Linked DNA regions of Homo sapiens: regions 1 and 3 are each linked to region 2. Evidence: chromatin contacts called from ENCODE Hi-C or POLR2A ChIA-PET data. All regions are on one chromosome and are shown on one strand. Each heading gives the region's core, a stretch centred on a gene start or an enhancer-like site at or near the end of the contact. The rest is flanking DNA. Distances are from core to core; before and after follow the strand shown. Region 1 has its middle 11 kb from the start of ACP7. Region 2 holds the start of RPS16 (ribosomal protein S16). Region 3 has its middle 7.0 kb from the start of FCGBP.

Region 1 (4,029 bases), core at 1,315-3,814, 360 kb before region 2:
CCAGGCTGCCCTTTCCTCACACAGAAGGATGAGCCTTGCTCTCCAGTGGGTTTTTATTTATTTATTTACAGACAGGATCTACCAAGGCTGGAGTGCAGTGGTGAGATCTTGGCTCACTGCAACCTCTGCCTCCCTCCCAGGCTCAAGTGATCCTCCCATCTCAGCTTTCTGAATAGCTGGGACCACGGGCACACACCACCACACCTGGCTAATTTTTGTATTTTTTGTAGAGACGAGGTTTAGCCATGTTGGCCAGGCTGGTCTCAAACTCCTGGGCTCAAGCGATCGGCCCGCCTCGGCCTCCCAAAGTGCTGGGATTACAGGCGTGAGCCACTGCGTCCAGCCTAATAAGATATTTTTTAAGGCAATTTTTTGGGGGGGACAGGGTCTTGCTCCGTTGCCCAGGCTGGAGTGCAGTGGCATGATCACAGCTCACTGCAGTCTCCTGGGATCAAGTGATCCTCTCACCTCAGCCTCCCGAGCACACCCCCGTAGGACTTTAAAATCTTCCAACACTCCTCAATGTGACTACAGTGGAAAATGGTGTACCCAACAATGGTACAATAAATAGTTGGGGCCAGGCATGGTGGCTCACACCTGTAATCCCAGCACTTTGGGAGGCCGAGGTGGGCAGATCATTTGAGGTCAGGAGTTCAAGAGCAGCCTGGCCAACATGGTAAAACCCTGTCTCTACTAAAAAAAAAAAAAAAAAAAGTCCGGGTGCAGTGGCTCACGCCTGTAATCCCAGCACTTTGGGAGGCCGAGGCAGGTGGTTCACGAGGTCAGGAGATCGAGACCATCCTGGCTAACAAGGTGAAACCCCGTCTCTACTAAAAAATACAAAAAAAAATTAGCCGGGCATGGTGGCGGGCACCTGTAGGCCCAGCTACTTGGGAGGCTGAGGCAGCAGAATGGCATGAACCCGGGAGGTGGAGCTTGCAGTGAGCCGTAATCGCGCCACTGCACTCCAGCCTGGGCAACAGAGTGAGACTCCGTCTCAAAAAACAAAAAACAAAAATTATCCAGGCATGGTGTCATGTGCCTGTATTCCCAGCTACTTGGAAGGCTGAGGCAGGAGAATCACTTGAACCCAAGTAGCAGAGGTTGCAGTGAGCCAAGATCACACCACTGTGCTCCAGCCTAGGCGACAGAGCAAGACTCTGTCAAAAAAAAAAAAATAATAATAAAATAAAAATAAATAAATAGTTGGGCCAATATTTATAAGAGCTCATGTTTGTTTGAGGGTTTAGTCTGTCCCTGGCCTCAATTCCGGATTTTATGGAACTGTTATGTCCACCTGATGATACAGTGATGCTTGGAGGCCACGTGCAGTGGCTCACGCCTATAATCCCAGCACGCTGGGAGTCCAAGGCAGGTGGATCGCTTCAGCCCAGGAGTTTGAGACCAGCCTGGTCAGCAAGGCGAGACTGTGTCTACAAAAAATTTTTAAAAATCAGGTGGGTGAGGTGGTGTGAAACTGTAGTCTCAGCTACTAGGGAGGTTGAAGTGGGAAGATCACTTGAGTCCAGGAGTTCGAGGCTGCAGTGAGCTATGATCATGACACTGCACTGCAGCCTAGGCAACAGAATGAGACCCTGTCTTAAAAAACAAAATACATGGCCAGGAAGGGTGGCTAACGCCTGTAATCCTAGCACTTTGAGAGGCCAAGACAGGTGGATCACCTGAGGTCGGGACTTCGAGACCAGCCTGACCAACATGGAGAAACTCCGTCTTGACTAAAAATGCAAAATTAGCTGGGCGTGGTGGTGCATGCCTGTAATCCCAGCTACTCAGGAGGCTGAGGCAGGAGAATTGCTTGAACCCCGGAGGCGGAGATTGCAGTGAGCCAACATTGCGCCATTGCACTCCAGCCTGGGCAACAAGAGCAAAACTTCATCTTAAAAAAAAAAAAAAGAAAAGAAAAAAAGACAAAAACAAAACCATGCTGGGAGATGACACAGGACCTGAGGCCTGAAATCCAGGATGAGATGGCAGAGGGATGAATCGGAGACAGTGGGGCCTGGTGGTTAAGGCCAAGTGTGCAGAAAGGAATGAATCTCAGGTTTTTTGTTTGTTTGTTTGTTTGTTTTTTGACACAGAGTCTTGCTCTGTTGCCCAGGCTGGAGTGCAATGGTGCAATCTCAGCTTACTGCAACTTCCACATCCCAGGTTCAAGAGATTCTCTTGTCTCAGCTTCCTGAGTAGCTGGGAACACAGGCGTCCATCACTATGCCTGGCTAATTTTTGTATTTTTAGTAGAGACAGAGTTTCACCATGTTGGCCAGGCTGGTCTCGAACTCCTGACCTCAGGCGATCCACCCGCCTTGGCCTCCCAAAGTGCTGGGATTACAGGCATGAGCCACCGCACCTGGCTTAGCTATTCTTCTTACTGACAGTGTGATGTCAGGTAAGTGAGCTCACTCCTCTGAACCTCAGTTTCCTCTTCTGTAATACAAAATGGGACCATGTGAAGTGGTGAGGAATCCATGCAATCATACACGGTTCACAGGAAGCCTCCAGTGAACTGGCTGTGGCTGTGATTATGAGGTGAAGTGTGGGGTGGGCTGTCCTGGGTCCGTCACAGGAAGCCTCCACATCTGAGAGGGTGAGTCACTCTTCCTTCCTGCTGTAATTTGAAGCAGGGTGGCATCTCTCGGGAGGTGAGCTGTGCCCTGGGCATGCTGCTCACCTCCGGTGGCTCACAGGTCCCCTGACATGTGACATCATATGCAGTCAGGATGAAATCATGGAGCTCAAAGTTTGGGATGAAAGGAAATGGTTCTGCTGGGAGGCGGAGATTGCAGTGAGCCAAGATTGCACCATTGCACTCCAGCCTGGGCGACAGAGTAAGACTCGGAAAAATAGAAAAGAAAAAGGAAAGAAAAAAAGAAGGAAAGAAGGAGGGAAGGAAGGAAGGAGAGAGAGAGAGAAACGAAAGAAGGAAGGAAGGAGAGAGAGAGGAAGGAAGGAAGGAGAAAGAAAGAAAGAGAAAGAAAGAAAGAAAAGAGAGAGAGAGAAAGAAAGAGAGAGAGAGAAAGAAAATGATTCTGTGCTCTCCTCCTCCTCTCAATCTCAAATTCTAGGGTCCAGCACTTAGCCGGGCAGCAAGAATGGGTTCATGATCCCAACAGTCATTAGGATTCATCCATGTATTTGATCATTTAATAAATCCTTACTGCACACCTGCTATGTGCCAGACAGCCAACATCCCTGCCTTCCTGGAGCTGTTAGGAAGCTGGGGCTGATAGCTCCAGGGGAGATGCTAGAAAATAAACATAATAAACAAGTAAATATTACAGTCTGTTAGAAGGTGATGAATGCTATGAAACAAATATTAGCCAGGGTAAGCTTAGGGCAGGGGTCAGCAAACTACAGTCGGGTGGCCAAATCCAGCCTGTCATTTGTTTTTATACAGCCTACAACCTAAGAATGGTTTTTACTTTTTTTTTTTTTTTAAAGACGAAGTCTCTCCCTGTCACCCAGGCTGGAGTGCAGTGGTGTGATCACTTCTCACTGCAACCTCTGCCTCCTGATTTCAAGTGATTCTCCTGCCTCAGCCTCCCGAGTAGCTGGGATTACAGGCAAACACCTCCATGCCCAGCTAATTTTTGTATTTTGAGTAGAGACGGGGTTTCACCATGTTGGCCAGGCTGGTCTCAAACTCCTGAACTCAGGTGATCTGCCTGTCTTGGCCTCCCAAAGTGCTGGGATTATAGGCATGAGCCACCATGCTTGGCCTAGTTTTAACTTAAAAAAACTTTTTTTTGAGACAGGTTCTCACCTCTGTCACTCAGGCTGGAGTACAGTGGTGCGATCATGGCTCACCACAGCTTCAACATCCCGGGCTCAGATAATCCTCCCACCTCAGCCTCCCAAGTAGCTGGGACTACACGCGTGCACCACCACACCCTGCTAATTTTAGTATTTTTCTAAGAGATGGGGTCTTGCTGTATTGCCCCAGCTGGTCTCAAACTTCTGGACTTAAGTGATCCTTCTGCCTCAGCTTCCCAGAGCACTGGGATTACAGGC
Region 2 (4,490 bases), core at 982-3,481:
CCAGCAAATCGCTCCTTGCCGAGAAGCAGAACTGGCTCCAGCAGCTAAAGGAATGGGGAATGAACAGGGATTTAAGTTACATGCTGGGCAGCTTAGCCATCTCACTGGGCTTCTTGTTTCTGTGGCTTCTGCCACCACTGGCCTTCAAGTACTAGTGGATGGGGGTCAGGGTGTCACTCCAAGGCCCTCTACAGACCCAGAGAAGAGGAAAGTCAAAAAAGCCAGATATGAGACTGCTGAAGTGGTGTTAAGAAATATAGGCAAGGTAAAGGGAACAAGATCTGGGCTCCCTCCTACTTGTGTCCCTCACTGGACCTCAGACACCCTACCTCTAAGACTGGTTCTTAGAAGGCTGAACAGTAAGGAGCATTCCAATAGCTTCTGAAACTCCCAAGGCTGTTTCAAGTAGTCGAAAGCCATCCCTGGACTGTTCAGGTGCCTTTTCTATTTCCCACCTGAGCTCTCTGCCCTTTCTTTGAGCCTCACAGGTTTCCAGAATTACAGTACAACCTGTCCCTGGTCCCTAGACCCTTCCCAGCTCCAGGTCTTTTACCAGTGCCTCTGTCTGGATACTTCCTTTACCTGCTTTCAGCTCACAGGTCTCCTTCCCCAGTTCTGACCACTTTGGATCAGCTTCTGGTATTGGGCCCAGTCCTTCTCCCCAACTAGGCTGGCAGGTCCATGAAGGCAAGACCTTAAGTCATCTGGATCACTGCTATGTCCCCAAAACTCAACAGAGGGTACACATACAAATCCTTCAAATACAGTGACAGCCAATAACAGTAACATTCAACATCTGCTACACAAAGGAAATCTCAGAATTTTTATTAAATTCTAGGCCAGGCATGGTGATCACACCTGTAATCCCAGTCCAGGCAGAAGGATCACATGAGACCAAGGACCAGCCTGGGCAATAAAGTGAGACCCCACGTCTACAGAAAAATATTTCTCAAATGAGCCAGGCGTGGTGATGTGCCTGTAGTCTTGGCAACCGAAAGGCTGAGGTGGGAGGATCTCCAACTCAGGAGTTTAAGGCTGCAGTTCATTAGGATTGTGCTATTGCACTCCAGGGTAGGTGACAGCAAGATACTGTTTTTAAAAAAGAACCTTATAACTCAAAAAAAATTTTTTTAACTGACCCTGCAATGTAGATATTCTTTCTTTTAAAAGTAGTAGAGTTCAGAAGGGGCAGAAATCAGACTCTGGTTTCTTTCCATTCTGAGCCAAAGAAATTGAGAGTCCCAAAAAGGGAACAGAGGAACCCCTTTTACAAGCAAGCATTTAAACAGACCCAAATTCGGCCGCACACGGTGGCTGACGCCTGCAATCCCAGCACTTCGGGAGGCCGAGGCTGGTGGATCACCTGAGGTAATGAGTTCGAGACCACTCTGGCCAATATGGCGAAACCCCGTCTCTACTAAAAATACAAAAATTAGCCGGGCGTGGTGGTGCATGCCTGTAATCTCAGCTACTCAAGAGGCTGAGGCAGGAGAATCGCTTTAACCCGGGAGGCGAAGGTTGCAGTGATCCGAGATCGCGCCACTACACTCCAGCCTGGGCGACACAGCGAGACTCCCTCTCAAAACAAATAAATAAAATAAAAAATAGTCGGTGTCCCTTCACCCTTTGGGTCCCCCCGCCCCAGTGAGGTGAGCTTCCTAACATCCCAGTTCTCAAAGCAAACCCTTAATCTTCAACAACCCCATCTCAGCTTTTACATCTTCTGAACCCCAAGCCCAGCTCTATTGCCAAATACCCCACTGTTCTACACCCAACACAACTTCTAAACATCCCGTTGCTGATGCCAGCCCCCCCAGCTTTCAAGAGCTACAACATCTCTGTCTCCAAGAGTCCTCCATCCACTCAACGCCGGTGCCGGATCCCAGCACCTTGTACTGTAGCGTGCGCGGCTCAATCATCTCCAGGGGCCGCCCGTTCACCTTGATGAGACCATTGCCGCGTTTGCAGTGCGCCACAGCTGTCGCTGTCTTCTGTAAGATACAAGAGAAACAGGGGCCCCGTGAGCTCCGGCTCCAGCTCCCATGTTACCCCCTAGATTCCTGCCCACCGACCTCTCCCAGACCCTGGCCTTCTCCTTCCCCTCCCCTTCCCATCCGGCGTCTGGCTCACCTTGCGTCCGAAGACCTGCACAGACTGCAGCGGGCCCTTGGACGGCATGGCTCCGAGCGTGGACTAGACAACCTCACCGCGCGGCGCCGCAACCGGAAAAGGAAAGCTAGGGGCCACCCTGGCCGCTTTTCAGGGTCTGCGCAGGCGCCTTGAGCACTGCGTCGCGACGGGAGAGAGCTTTACGGCTTCTGTTGCGGCTAACGGGCGGGGCGTCTGGTCAGCGGCGGGAAGGCCCTTAGGCGCTCAGAGCGGGCGGGCCCTGTGAGGCGGAAGTGGCGGGCTCTGTGGGCGGAAGGGGCGGGGCCTGGGAGTGTCGTGTGCGGACTGAAGGGAAGGCTGCGGGAGTGTGCTTCGCGTCCTCTGTAGTCGACTACCGCAGCTCTTCTTTGCATTCTGGCTCTTTAATAATCTCCCTTCGCCCTTTCTTTAAATCAGTTCCCACCCTCCCAACACCTGTAATCTTTCTCCCCTCTGGACTCCCTCCTCCCCGAATCCCCCGCATCAGAATCTTCCTTTGGAATCTACTGCAAGAAATCTGGCTGGATTCTCAGATTAAGGACTTCCAGAATCCTATCCTCCCTAGAATCCCCCTCCTTGGGGATCCTCTCCCAGAATCCTTTTCCCCTCAGAGCCCCTTCCCCTCAGAATCTCCCTTTCACCAGAATGTCCTTCCTTTCAGTTTCCTCTTCCCAGAATGTTTCCCATCCTTCTCTCAGATGGCCAACCCCAAATGTCCCTCTTAAGAGTGCTCAACTTAGACCCCCCTTTTCCCTGAATCTCCCTCCATTCGGTCCTCGTCCCCTCAGTCACCCTTCCCAGAATCTTTCTCTTGTCAGGACCCAGTACCCCTGGAATCTCCCTCCTCCAGAATCTCCCTTTCCCGGCAAATCCCCCTTTCCCGGCAAATCCCCCTTTCCCAGAACACCCCGCCCCGCAAATCCACAAAAACTTTTCTCTCAGAGACCCGTCCCTCAAAATCTACCTTTCTCCTGAGTTTATTTCCCTTCCGAGACTCCTCTTCCCAGCAACTGCCTTCCCTGGAGTTTTCCCTCCGTTAGAATCCCCCTCTCCTAAGAGACCCTCCCCCAAGAATTAACCTCTTCCCCGTCCCCACCCTAGAATCTCTCTCTTTTTTTTGAGACGGAGTTTCGCTCGTTGCCCTGGCTAGAGTGCAGTGGTGCGATCTCGTCTCACTGCAACCTCCGCCTCCCGGGTTCAAGAGATTCTCCTGCCTTAGGCTCCCGAGTAGCTGGAATTACAGGCGTCTACCACCACGCCCTGGTCGTTTTTTGTATTTTTAGTAGAAATGGGGTTTCACCACGTTGGCCAGGCTGGTCTCGAACTCCTGACCTCAGGTGATGTGATCCGCCTCAGCCTCCCAGAGTCCTGGGATTACAGGCGTGAGCCACCACGCCCGGCCGAATCTCTCTGTTTTTTGTTTTTTTTTTTTCTTTTTTTTGAGACAGAGTCCTGCTCTGTCGCCCAGGCTGGAGTGCAGTGGCATGATCTCTGCTCACTGCAACCTCTGCCTCCCCGGTTAAAGCGATTCTCCTGCCTCAGCCTCTTGAGTAGCTGAGATTACAGGCATGCACCACCACGCCCGGCTAATTTTTGTATTTGTAGTAGAGACGGGGTTTCACCATATTGGCCAGACTGGTCTCGAACTCCTGACATCAAATGATCCACTCATCTCAGCCTCCCAAAGTGCTGGGATTACAGGCGTGAGCCACCGCGCCCAGCCCCTAGAATCTCTTTCTCCAGAATCTCCCAGTCATCTTTTTCCTCTCCCCCAAATCACCCTCCACTTAAGCCTCCTCCCCACAGAATTCTCCATCCCCAGCCCCCCAACCCCACCTGAGGAACCCCAGGATTGGGTTGTCCTCTGGTTCCCCGGCAGATGTCCCTGCGTCTCACCCCATCAAGAGTCTCCCCAGCGAAGAGGTTCCTCTCTCAGAGCTAGAGGGAGCCCACAGTTGCCTCAGTTTCTCTGGCAGTACAGGGTCTGGGATCCAGGGTTCAAAAGGGCGTCGTGGTGCACCTTGCCAAAGAGGGTGGAGACAGGGAGACACTGGAGGGCAGGTCTGGGGCCAGAGGGAAAAGCCAGCCCGGAGTCCAGCTCTAAAAGGGTGAGGGGGGAGGGGGCTGTTGGGAGGGAGGAAGGAAGTACCCAGAGGCTGACCGGGAGGGACACAGACACAGCCCAAAGAAATGTAGGCACAAGTGGAGAAGAAGAGAAAGATGAAAGGCCAAGGGAGAAGAGGAGGAGAAAAGGGAGAGACCAGGACAGTCAAGAGATGGACCCCCAAAACAAGCCCAGTGACAGATTTAGAGGCAGAGAGGCCAACCCTCAGACAAAAAAG
Region 3 (3,958 bases), core at 411-2,910, 510 kb after region 2:
TTCTGCTGTTCTTCCTTCCTTTCTAAAGTTCTGAGCCTTTTCCTGTAATCATTTGGACTTTGGAGAACTTCCTTTAATCATTCTCTAAAAATAATTCTGCTGACGGCAAAGTCTTGTAGTCTTCCTTCATCTAAAAGCTTTTTATTTCTTCTTCATACCCCGTAGATAGTTTTGCTGCATATAAGATTCTCGGCTGGGCACAGTGGCTCACGCCTGTAATCCCAGCACTTTGGGGTGCTGAGGCGGGCAGATCACAAGGTCAGGAGTTCCAGACCAGCCTGGCCAACATGGTGAAACCCTGTCTCTAATAAAAGTACAAAAATTAGCCGGGCATGGTGGCGGGCGCCTGTAGTCCCAGCTACTTGGGAGGCTGAGGCAGGAGAATCACTGGGAGGTGGAGGTTGCAGTGAGCCAAAAGCACACCACTGCATTCCAGCCTGGAGGACAGAGCGAGACTGTCTCAAAAAAAAAAAAAAAAAGATTCTCAGCAGATAGTTATTTTCTTTCAGCACTTGAAGAGTATTGCTCCAGGCTTTCTTCTCCATGGTTTTTGATAAGAAATTTTTTGTCATTTGATCAGTGTTCCCTATAGACAATTTATAATTCCTCTCTAGCTGCTTCCAAGATAGTTTCATTGTTTGCCTTTGTTTTCATAAGTTAGTTATACTGTGTTTTGGCATGGAATCCGTCAGATTTATTCTGTTTAGCTTCTTGCATCTGTAGGTTTATGTCTTTTGCCAAATTTGGGAAGGTTTGGTCATTATTCTTCAAATATTTTTCAGCCCCACTTTCTTTTCTCCTTCTGTTAATCTGATAATACAAATGTTAGCTATTTTATAATTGTCCTGCAGGTTCTCTGAGCCCTTGTTAGTCATTTTCTGTTTCTCTTTTTTAAAGTTGATTGTCTCTCTGTTTTTTGGATTGGGTAATTTTTATTGTTCTATCTTCAAGTTCACTTCTTATTTCCTTTGTCATAGTTGCTCTGCTCTTGAGCCTTTCCAGTGAGTTTTTATTTTAGTTATTGTATTTTTCAGTTTTATCATTTTCATTTGATTCTTTAAGAACATACTTTCCATTTCTTTGGTGAGATTTTCTTTTCTTTCCCATCTTTGCAAGGAATTTCTACTTGCTTGGTGAAACATTTTTATGATGGCTACTTTAGATCTTTGTCAGATAATTCTAAAATCTTTCATCTCAGTGTTAGATTGTTGATTGGCTTTTCTCATTCAAGTTGTGATTTTTCTGGTTGTTCATATTATGTATGATTTTTAAATTATATCCTGGACATTTCTGGTATTATGAGAGGAGACCCTGGATCCTATTTAACTCTTCCATTTTAGCAGTCACTGTTTTTAGGTTAGCATGCAGGTCCTGGCCTACTTTTGTGTGCTATGATTCCAATGACAATTTAGTTTTCAGAGCCCTTGCATTATTATTCCGGTCTATTTCATTTGCCTGGTGCTGGTTGAGCTCATACCCAATTCCTGTTAGTACCACCAATGGAGGTTAAAAGCATTTTCTTGGGGCCTGCTTGGTGCTGCTACGTTAGGAGTAGGAGACACTGGCACAAAAGGGTGGAGAGTACTTCCCTGGGCTGCGTGGTGCCAGCAGGGCTCTTCCTTCATCTCTGCCATCCACTAGGGTGGGGAAAGCACCTACCTGGGTGCTTTCTGCCGCTGGATAGGGGGCTGGGGAGATGCTGGATCTAGACCACGTCCTGTCGTTGGGTGGGAAATTGAGAGATGCTGGGCCACTGAGATGTTTCTCGAGTTCTAAGGCCCTTGTCAGTTTTCCTTCTTTTTATCTTTCAGAGTCCTCTTAAGAATGTCTGTTATGTTATTCCAGGGTTTTTAGCAGAGAGGAGCCAGGAAAAATAAATCTATGTCATCTTGACAGAGATGTTACCATCATCCTGGCTTGTTGTAGTCTCCTAAGATAGAAATCAAGTGAGATTACCAGACACAGTATTAAAGAGAAAAAAAAAAAAAAGTTTGTTTCCGTTTGTGCAGAAGGGAGGTCAGCACCGTGAAAGGAAAAGGGTAGGCTGCTCCCCACAGGGAGCAAGTCGATCTGTCTTGTAGGGGTCCAGATGCCATGATGTGCCTGTCATCATGTGTTAACAAGGGATTTCTTGGCGCCTGCACAATGGTTCAACATGGTTTTTCATACATTGCATGTAATATTGGCATTTTAAATCTCTACCTCTGAGCATGATTTTTAGCATTGAAATAAGGAAATTATCACTGTAAGTTGAAACCTAAGCTGTTCCTGTGGCTTCCTGGGGAAGTCCCTAAGCCCCTAAAGCAGGAACTTGTGGTTAATAGCTTCTTGGGCCTCTGATGCTGACTGGCTGGAGGTTAGGTATAGAACAGGAATTAAAAGAAATAAAGAATGTGTAAGCAAAACTTAGTTGTATGTAAGAAAACCCAATTCCCCCTGAGGAAGAGAAAGAGCTGGAGTCCTTTAAAATTAACTGCCTGTTTTTCTATGGCTAGTGAGCCTTATCTCTCCCTTTCCCAGGCATTGTGAAGACTCTGTTTCTCTAGCTGTGCAGCTGTAAGATCACTAGACAGATAATCTCAAGTCGTAAAACATGCTGTTCCTTGAAAAAAAAATGATATAATGCATGTCTCAATTGAATGACTGTCTTTGTTTCTCACTTCTGTGATATGCTTCCCCCTGCACAGATCTCCCCCAGCCCCACGAAATGCTTAAAAGGTAGCTTGACTCTTTGTTCAGGGCTCAGTCCTTTGGATGTTAATCTGACTGGGTCGGTGCACCTGAATAATTAAATAATTCCTCCTCAACCCCACGGTCTCTCTGATTCCTTAATTATCCTGCTGCAGACAAGCTACAGCTTGAGTAAGGGGCTTTTGTTCTTTTTCACTAAACCACCTCAAAATAGGAAGCCAGCCAGCTGTCTCACTCCCAGCCAAGAGATTTCATTCTCCTTATTCTTTTTTTTTTTTTTTTTTTTTTTAGACCAGGAGAAATAACTTTATTTGAATAGGACCCGAGACAGCATATTGGGCTAAGGAGGAGAGGTAAGGTTCCAAAACCGCAGTCAAAGCTCATCAACCAAATGGACTCTACTTCCCAGCAACCTTGCAGTTAGTGCAACCAACAAAAGGCCTGCTGGGGAATGTATTTGCCACTAAATCCCCCAAGTATGCCAACATTACAAAAAAGATAGAGGTTTTTCATCATAATTGAATTTCCACAAACCTCCCCAATCACAAGTATTATAAGTGGAAGTAAAAAATCACATTTTACAGATCTCAAACTTGTCTTCAACATTTAGTTCATCATCTTCAAAAAATAGCTCCCCTGCCTAATTCATTAGCTATATGATCTCTCCAAGCAGCAACAAGATGGCCAGGCCATGGCAATCCTCTTCCTATTTCCCCTAGCCACTCAGGGCTCAACAGCAGGGTGAGGCTCAGGTGGAGGTAGGGGGTGGGGAGCACAAGGGCTACATTCCCCCAGTACAACGTGGCATCTGAAGCTTGATGGGAGAGCAGAACTGGTGGGACTTGAGGGAAGGGTCCAGGGCCTGTATTCAGTCAGAATCACTGCTGGAAGAGGAGGAGGAAGAGGAGGAATGCTTGTCATGCTTGTGGTACTTGTGGTGCTTTTGGTGCTTGTGCATCTTTTTATGAGCTTTCTTCATTTTCTTCTGCATCTTCTTGTCCACTATCACTGCTGGTCCAACCATGCCAGGAGCCAAGGGATTCACAGGAGGGATTCCAGGGGCAGGCGGTGGGTATGGAGGAGGGTAGGGACCCAACGGTTGGCATCCTGGATACCCTGGCTGTGGCACAGGATGAGGGGGCCCACCTGGGGGGAAAGCTGGATTGCCATGGGGAGCTCCTGGGGGAGGAGGACAGGGGCCTGGGGGAAAGGGTGGATTAATAGGTGGTGGGTGGGCAGGATTGGAACCTCCAGGGCACCCAATATT

The links. A loop is a pair of places that touch in the nucleus more often than their neighbours do. ChIA-PET counts read pairs that join two places held with the same protein, here RNA polymerase II (POLR2A). Pooled maps may share reads with other maps.
Region 1: a pooled map shows a loop between it and region 2 (6-fold over the local background). The contact joins the enhancer-like site here to the promoter of RPS16 in region 2. A Hi-C loop is called at or near these places in 2 of 50 pooled maps. POLR2A ChIA-PET finds 5 or more read pairs at or near these places in 7 of 52 experiments (A549, HCT116, K562 and 4 more).
Region 3: a pooled map shows a loop between it and region 2 (4-fold over the local background). The contact joins the enhancer-like site here to the promoter of RPS16 in region 2. A Hi-C loop is called at or near these places in 1 of 37 single-sample maps with no recorded cell type and 7 of 50 pooled maps. POLR2A ChIA-PET finds 5 or more read pairs at or near these places in 2 of 52 experiments (HepG2 and Panc1).

Annotation. Positions count from the first base shown.
Region 1 is chr19:39,071,192-39,075,220 of GRCh38, forward strand. No RefSeq gene overlaps it. Among named protein-coding and RNA genes, the nearest start is that of ACP7, 11 kb to the right of the region's middle. RefSeq lists an enhancer at 2,256-3,455. Within about 2 kb of position 2,565, at least 9 of the 41 ENCODE cell types and tissues checked have a DNase peak (open chromatin) inside an H3K27ac peak, as active enhancers do; they include HCT116, PC-9 and Panc1, where a contact is called at or near this core.
Region 2 is chr19:39,433,718-39,438,207 of GRCh38, forward strand. RPS16 (ribosomal protein S16) reads right to left here and starts at 2,232. Exons shown (of 5, transcript NM_001020.6): 1 at 2,131-2,232; 2 at 1,890-1,991; 3 at 1-44. The coding sequence starts at 2,178. RefSeq lists enhancers at 1,426-2,005, 3,669-4,437 and a silencer at 2,386-2,485.
Region 3 is chr19:39,939,676-39,943,633 of GRCh38, forward strand. It overlaps the pseudogene PRR13P5. Among named protein-coding and RNA genes, the nearest start is that of FCGBP, 7.0 kb to the left of the region's middle. RefSeq lists enhancers at 1,994-2,073, 2,174-2,263, 3,807-3,958. Within about 2 kb of position 1,661, at least 12 of the 41 ENCODE cell types and tissues checked have a DNase peak (open chromatin) inside an H3K27ac peak, as active enhancers do.